Regions from separate parts of the Mus musculus genome. Here region 2 is linked to region 1. A link is a contact called in ENCODE Hi-C or POLR2A ChIA-PET data. All regions are on one chromosome and are shown on one strand. Each heading gives the region's core, a stretch centred on a gene start or an enhancer-like site at or near the end of the contact. The rest is flanking DNA. Distances are from core to core; before and after follow the strand shown.

Region 1 (4,059 bases), core at 1,109-3,608:
GTGCTGGGATTAAAAGGGTGCACCACCACGCCCAGCAAAAGAAGTATTTCTAAACAAAAATAAAAATCTGAAGTTGATCTCTGGTCTCCACTAGCAAGTGAATACACACAAACCCCCCACATGTGCACAAGTCCCCCTCCCATATACAGAACTACACAGACATATACACACAAAATAAATAAAAGACAGCTCTGACAGCACACACCAGGGGAGGGACGACAGCTGGGGAAGACCTGCCTTAATGGTCTGGAATGGCCATGGTCTCCTTGGCCTTACAGAATTGTCTTCTACAAAGATGGCGGCTATGGATGGCTGTCAAGAAGGCTGGAAAAGGCAGTAGAGCATGGTGGCCGAGTGTGCTCAGCTGCCTCAGTTTACCCTGCAGATCTGCTCCACTTCCCTGCAGTATATTAGGTGGTCATACTACTGCACTGCCAGGACCAGCAAAATTGGAAACAAGAGGAGATTAGAGATAGCATCTATTGCTTGGGCTCCTTTCTGACAAACTGCAAGGAGGGACTCAGGGGTCTGTTGAGGGCCCACAGTTGTCTGAGGTCCGTCCCCCGCCCCCCCCCCCCCCCCCGCCCTGCAGCTTCAGGTCCAGGGTTCTCTTCAGTTAGCCTGGGCATATAAAGGCTTTTCTCATAGTCTCCTCAATGGTGATGAGTAAGGTCTTCCCTCCGATATTAGTCTGTGAGTACAGCAGGAGGGGGTGTCTTTCCTAGACAGTCTCTCCACCCTGCTTAACTCACCAGCCTGAAGGGTACCAGCCACTCCTTGCTGAGGCCCTGAGAGCCTAAGGAGTCTACCAAAGATCACATCTGTGGACAGTCACTGCCAGACGATCTAAGCTGGACTCATTGCTCCTTCCTGACCCTGAGTCCCTGCAGCAGCCCAAGACAAGGGTTGTCTCCACTCCCACTCACAGCAACACATGCTGCTGGTCATATACTCCTTCTAGAATGTTCCTTTTGGCTTTTCCACATCAAGTTCCTTTCATGTCACTCTGACGCCCCTACTGGGTCTCTGGGATAACTATCTCTCCTCCCTGGTGCACAAGAATGGCAGCTTGCCTGTTTCTGTGGGCCCTTCTCGTGAACTACTGAGTCACCTTTCCCACAGAGTAACATTCCCTGTGTGCTCAGGAATGAGCCTATGTTCCAGTCTGTCATGGGCTCAGGTGTCTCTGCTCAGAAGACTTGAAAGGGACCTCCATAGTGTCCCTCTCCTGTCTTTTTCTCTCACCTGCCAGGGGATGAAGCCAAACCCTGAGACCACATCACCTGCTTCTCTGTATCATTTACTTCACAATGGCGCGACTTTCCACAGTCCCAAATCAAACAGCCACATCCTTCCAAGAGGTGTGCGGTGGGCAGATCCTCATCGGCCCTGATACAGTGCCCGCTGATCCAAATTCCTCACAGTGACTTACATACCCACTCAGACCACAGCTGCACTGCCCTCTGCCCTTCCCACCGTGTTGCTCGCCTGGCTTTTCCTCTGACTTGGAAAGGACAGCGGTTTTTTTTTTTTTTTTGGTTTGGAAGTTTGTTTGTTTGTTTGTTTTCTCACTCTTGACTCTGCAAGACTCATTGCAGTCCTTTTCACCTTTCTCGGCTTCCCAGCATGCCCCAAGGCTCCCCTCATTACTTCCCTTCACTATGGAAAAGCGTGTTTGAAGGAAGCTGTCCCAGACCCCCACAGCCCACCACTCCTTTTGTTTCACAGTTGGGTGACTAGATCTCATTCCATGGGCAAGAATTCCAAGGCTTGGAGAGCACGAGATTCCAAGCCTGGACTGTTTGACAGCGCCTTGTTCCAAGGTGAGCCTCTGCCTACTCTGCACAGGGGAGGGTCAGGTTTACACCAGTTCAAAGGAAAAAATGAATGTAAGAGCGCTCAGCACCACTCCTGCCAGGTGGAAAGTATTCAGTGTTACTGTTGCAACAGTGTTACTAGAGCAGGGGGAGGGGTCCCCCCTCCCAAGTCCTCCTAGATTCTAGCAGCAAGGAATCCTCTTGGGACACAGAGGTCACCCCCTGCCAGCATTGCAGCAGTAGGCTGTACTGAGCAGCGCCTGAGCTACTGAGCAATTCAAGCAGAACTCATCAAATGGCCTCCCTCAGTCCCTCCGAAGCTACCCAAATAAACTCAGCCTTAAAGTAAAAAAAAAAAAAAAACCAAAAAACAAAAAAAACCACCATTAGCTCTTTGGAAAGGTGTGCCTAAAGCCGAGCCCAACCCCCTCTTCCCATCAGATTACCACCCCCTGATTCCCCTGGAGAGGGCCTGGCATGAACCAGACTTGGCATGGTTCTGACCCTGGTCACCCTTAGCCCTACTAAGTTCTTTTGAGTCAGACACTGGATCCTGGGGCTTCCTAGCACGTTCTCACAGTATTGTCCAGATCCGGGACACCACAGCCTCCCCTTTCAGACCAGTGAGTAAGTCTAGCTCTTCTACAGCCTTGAGCAAATTCAAGACCCTTCCCCACCCCCCTGTCAACCCCTGCCCCAGGGCCCTGCTGGGCTTCTCCCCAGCCCCCTGAGCACTCAAGTAGCACTCCCTTCTCCGGCTGTTAGCCTGGGAAGGGGGCCAGGCCCTGAGCTCAGACCTTGGCGATTCCAGAGTGTCTGAGGCCCAGAGCCAGCGCCGCCAGCCAGGCCAGACGAGGGGAAGGGGGGAGGTGGCAGGGTGGGCACCAGGAAGCCCTCTAAGGAGCGGGGGGGGGGGGGGGAACATTGGCAGGGAAGCCAGGTTTCTAGCTTTGTTCTTTCTGCTCTTCTTCTTGAGGCCACAGGGTTCTCCCCGGCCAGTAAACCCTGGCCAGAAGGTGCTCTCTCCTGCTTAAATCCTTTCCTTCGAGAGAAGACAGGACCAGGAATAAGGACCCATGACTTCAGGGCTTCGAGAACCCCTACATGTACAAAGGCCAATGGGCAAAAGTTAACAGACCTCTGATCCTCCAAGCAAGGACCATCTGCCTCGGTTTCCCCATTTTGACCAGGTGGAAAAGTAGTTGGGCGGGGGAGGTGTGCACAGGCCTCTGCACCCCGCCCGGAGGAATCTGGCGGAGTCCCCAGGTGAGGATTCTTCTGGAAAGAACCCAGGTCGGTTCCTGCGCGGGGCGGGCACCTAGGGGGCTGCCCCCACTCCAACCGGCGCCCTCCCTGCCGCACATCGTCGCTTCTCCGGGCAGCAGCGAAAGACGCTTGAACCAGAAGGAAAAAGAGAGAGGAGAAAAAAAAATTGTCTCCCTGGCCCCGGGCCAGCGTCCCAGCCCCCCTCGCCGCCGGCGCGCTCCAGCCAGGGAAAACAACTGCTCACTTCTCCCTGCGTCCTCCCCGCGCGCTCCCTGCTTCCCGGCGGCCGCGGGAGAGGAGCCCGGCCAGGGGGAGGCGCGGAGCGGGCTGGCCGCCCGGCCTTCCTCTCCCCTCGCTCCTCCTCTCCGCCTCCACTTGCTCCGGCCTCCTCGCTGCGGCCTCAGTTCGGGGCCTGGCTGGGTTTCTCCCGGCCAGGGAAGTTTCTTCGCTCTACCCTCAGTGCAGCTTCCATCGCTCTCCCTCGCAACGGGGATCCCGGCCGCTCCTGCTGTCCCCTCCCTACCCTTGGCTTCTCGCCCCGCTCTGCCCTCTGCTACCAACACTCGATCCCCTGCTCGGGCTCGACCTCCAATCTCCGAGGGTCGTGCGGCCCCGGATGCCCGGGCCCCGAGGGGCTGCCCACGGCCTGGCCCCTGCGATGCGCCAGGCCGGGGCATTGGGGCTGCTGGCACTACTCCTGCTGGCGCTGCTGGGCCCCGGCGGCGGGGCCGAGGGTGGGCCGGCCGGCGAGCGGGGCACAGGCGGGGGCGGGGCGCTGGCCCGCGAACGCTTCAAGGTGGTCTTTGCGCCAGTGATCTGCAAGCGGACCTGTCTGAAGGGCCAGTGTCGGGACAGCTGTCAGCAGGGCTCCAACATGACGCTCATCGGAGAGAACGGCCACAGCACCGACACGCTCACCGGTTCTGGCTTCCGCGTGGGTGAGGGCCAGGGGGCTCTGGCTGGGGACATAAGGAAG
Region 2 (3,940 bases), core at 896-3,395, 46 kb after region 1:
TTCTTTCTCCTCGAGTCCTCATAGATACCCCCCCCACCCATCTCCCTACTCATCCAACTTCAAGTTATTTCTCTCGGGAAAAGGAAAAATAAAGAAAAACAAGAACAAAACAAAAACCTGTGCCGGTTGGTGGTGGGGAGACAGGCAGATCTCTGAGTTTGAGGCCAGCCTGGTCTACAAAGTGAGTTCCAGGACAGCCAGGGCTATATAGAGAAACCCTGTCTAGAAAAACAAAACAAAACAAAACAACAAAACAAAACAAAACAAAACAAACAAAAAAAACAAAGACAAAAAACACCAGACCATAACAACAACAAAACTCTCCAGCTTGGGTGGAATCATTCCTTCAGTCATTGTCCTGTCTGTCTGGGGTGGATAGAGTCCCCAGGAACAGTCATGGACACCAGGCTTGCCCTGGTGGCTCAGGAGAGAGAGTGGGATCCAGTGTGCCTCTCCTCTCCTTTCCAACCCCTTTTCTGAGAGTGTGTCAGCTGCTAGTGGGCTTTCTTTCTTGGTGAGAAGACTGAAGGTTCGGAAGAGCCAAAAGGGGGTGCAGAGAACAAAGGTGGGTAATGGGGGGCTAGAGTATGCTCATTGTGCAGAAAAGGGTGTCAGGGAACTGACTGGGCGCTCTACCCACTGGGCACTGGCAGTGGTCTGTGGTAAGAGGGAGGCTGTCAGCAGAGGGCTTTTGAGCTGGCTTCAGGCCAAGGCAGGACACCTTGAGGCCATCTCAGACCCTACAAGCTCTTCCCCATCCAATCCCCAACCCAGCTCTTTCCACTGCGTATCTCTAGATCCCTCTAAACCACATAGCTTTGCCCATCTCTAGTTCACCAACACTTCTTCCCACGCTCCAAGCAGGACTTAAGTATGTGTTCCGGGACCCAGTCACCAGCCCGACTTCACTGACTCTCCACCCCCTTGCCGTCACTTACCTGAACATCTTCAGTGATGGCCCCATCTTTACCCTCAGTAACAGCACCGCAGCCAATCATTGACACTTCCAATTTCCAAAGCAGCCCTCCAACGACCTGCTTCCTGCATCATGATATTAACTTTTCCCAACCCACCTCCTTTCCCCCCACCTCTCTCCTGACCCCGCCTCCCTCCCCCCTCCCCACCTCTCTCCTGGCAGGACTGCCCTGCACAGCTGAGTTCTGGCTCAGCCCAATGTGCCCCACAATTCCATTTGTTCCAGATTGTGTTGTGTTTAATAAGCAATGTGTTCTTGCTTGAAAACAATGTCAAAACAGCGTATGTAGCAGCAAATTTATCCTGTGTGTTTCTTGGTTTAAAAAAAGGCATATAATGTGCCAAACTATTTTTGCAACCTGTTTCCTAAGTCCAAAACCATTCTTTTCACCCTTTTTTTTTTTTCTTTTTTAAGGATCCATTTGGGGGTTGGGGGGCTGAAGAAACAGGTCCGTGGATAAAAGAATTAGTTGCTCTTCCAGAGTCCTGAGTTCAAGCCCCAGCAACCACAAGCATTCATCATGGGATCTGGCTCATATACATAAAACACATAAATATTTTTGGTTTCCTGAGACAGGGTTTCTCTGTATAGCCCTGGCTGTCCTGGAACTCACCCTGTAGACCAGGCTAACCTCAAACTCAGAAATCTGCCTGCCTCTGCCTCCCCAGTGCTGGGATTAAAGGCGTGCGCCACCACCAACCGGCCACATAAATCTTTTTTTTTTTTAATATTTATTTATTACATGTAATTACACTGTAGCTGTCTTCAGACACTCCAGAAGAGGGCATCAGATTTCGTTACGGATGGTTGTGAGCCACCATGTGGTTGCTGGGATTTGAACTCAGGACCTTCGGAAGAGCAGTCGGCGCTCTTAACCGCTAAGCCATCTCACCAGCCCAAATCTTTTTAAAAAGAGATTTGTTTTTAGCAATCTTGGTGGTGCAGGCCTTTAATCCCAGCACTCCAGAGGCAAAGATGAGTGATGCTGAGTTTGAGGTCAGCCTGGGCAAAAAAAATAAAACAATAACAAAATTATTTATGCTTGGTTCATAACACACACACACACACACACACACACGTACTTAGTAACTTATTTGCCTTTGGTTGTTCAGAGTAGAAGAGTCAGGTAGTGACAACTTGGGCATCACGCGCCCTCTAGTGGACCTCAGTGGTAGTGACTTTCAGCCTCCCCAAGGCTGCCGGGCTCCTCAGGCCTGTACTCCAGACCCAGCTTCAGGGAACTGAGCTGGTTGGGAGAAGGCCCTGAACCCTCAACTCTCTTACTCACCGGCTTTGGACGCCCCCGTGCTCTGCTGGGCTTCCCTTCCTCTGATGCAAACAGTCCTTGTTACTTCCTGCTTGCTAAGGATGAAGAAAGACACCAAGTGGGAAGCTGATAGCACAGGCCAACCCCACAGCTTTTATGGGGTTCTTGGCCTTCTCTGCTTCCACTCGGGGGATCTGTGGCTCTTCTGTGCTCTGGTCAGCCTTGGCTCGCAGGCATTTTTTGACCCTCGGCTGTCAGCTTCACCACTGTCGTGCTTGACTTATTCAGTTTCTTCTTTAAACATTTATATGAGTGCACTGTAGCTGCCTTCAGCCACACCAGAAGAGGGCATCAGATGGTTGTGAGCCACCGTGTGGTTGCTGGGAATTGAACTCAGGACCTCTGGAAGAGCAGCCCGTGCTCTTAACCACTGAGCCATCTCTCCAGCCGGATTTATTCATTTTTATTTTACGTGTATGAGTGTATTGCCTCCTTGTGTGTCTGTGCACCACGCACAAGCAGTACCTGAGAAGGCCAGAAGAGGGCATCAGATAGCCAGTTACAGATTCTTGTGAGCTGACTCCTGGGTGCTGGGTATGAACCTAGATCCTCTGCTGCGAGCAAAAGAGCTCGCTGTTAACCACTGAGCTATTTCTGTAGTTCCCACCCCCTGCCAAATGAGGCCTGGCAGGGCATGTTTGTAATCCGAGAGCTCAAAGCAGCAGGACCATGGCTTCTAGCTAGCCTTGGCGTTCCAGTTCCTAGTACTGTGATAAAGACCCAGACTAAAAGCAGTGTAGGGAGGAAAGAGTTATTTATACTTGTGTGTCACAGTCCATCATGGAGGGAAGCCCAGGCAGGAAGCTGGAGGTAGCAGCTGAGGCAGAGAAGATGGAGGATGCTCACCGGCTTGCTCTCAATGGCTTGCTCAGCTTGTGGTTTTTGCAGTGCAGACAATCTGCCCATCAAACAACTGCCCTCATAGAGTGGCCTAGAAGCCAATCTGATGGAGATATCTTCTCAATTGAAGTTCCCTCCTCCCAGATGACTCTAGCTTGTGTCAAACTGGCAAAAAACAAAAACCTAACCAATATGCTCAGCTATGTGGTGAGTGAGTTCTACCGGCCTCACCTCTGCAAACCAACAAACAAACAAACACATTCCTTCTAAGCCAGGCACAGTGACACCTGCTGCAATCCCAGATACTCAGGAAGCTGAGGCCCAAGGTTCCCTTTAGCCCAAGAACTTCAGACCAGTCTGAGCAATATATGGATACCAAACCTTAAAAAAGAAATAGGAAAAAGCTTGCTGGGTTTGGGGAGCTCGGTTGATAAAGGGCTTGCCTTGTAAGCTCAAGGACCCGAGTTACATACCCAGACCTCACACGCAGTCTCAGTGCCCGGGAGGCAGAGACAAGCAGATCCTCGGAGCTCCCTTCCAGCCAGCTCAATCCAGGCCTAGCTCAGAAAAGAAGCTAACAGTTGTTCCTGGGGTATAACAAAGTCGCTCTCTGGCCACACATGCACACGCACACAGCAGCCTGGGATGTAGGTCAGTTGGCAGTGTGAGACTAACATGTGCAGTGTCACCCTCAAACAAAGCATGGTGGCACAAGCCAGCCTATAATCCCAGGTCTGAGGAAGAGGAAACAAGAGGATGGGGAGTCTGGGGCAAGCTGGGGCTGTCTCAAACGTAAT

Evidence for each region. Hi-C counts contacts between places; a loop is a spot of excess contacts on that map. ChIA-PET counts read pairs that join two places held with the same protein, here RNA polymerase II (POLR2A).
Region 2: POLR2A ChIA-PET joins it to region 1 with 27 read pairs in Patski. The contact joins the enhancer-like site here to the promoter of Ltbp3 in region 1. A Hi-C loop is called at or near these places in 10 of 37 maps with a recorded cell type or tissue (T-helper 17 cell, gastrocnemius, heart and 2 more). POLR2A ChIA-PET finds 5 or more read pairs at or near these places in 4 of 5 experiments (Patski and embryonic stem cell).

Annotation. Positions count from the first base shown.
Region 1 is chr19:5,738,542-5,742,600 of GRCm38, forward strand. It overlaps Ltbp3 (latent transforming growth factor beta binding protein 3), which reads left to right and starts at 2,359. Exons shown (of 28, transcript NM_008520.3): 1 at 2,359-2,444; 2 at 2,794-4,021. The coding sequence starts at 3,700.
Region 2 is chr19:5,784,460-5,788,399 of GRCm38, forward strand. No RefSeq gene overlaps it. Among named protein-coding and RNA genes, the nearest start is that of Scyl1, 15 kb to the left of the region's middle. Within about 2 kb of position 2,146, at least 2 of the 3 ENCODE cell types and tissues checked have a DNase peak (open chromatin) inside an H3K27ac peak, as active enhancers do; they include gastrocnemius and heart, where a contact is called at or near this core.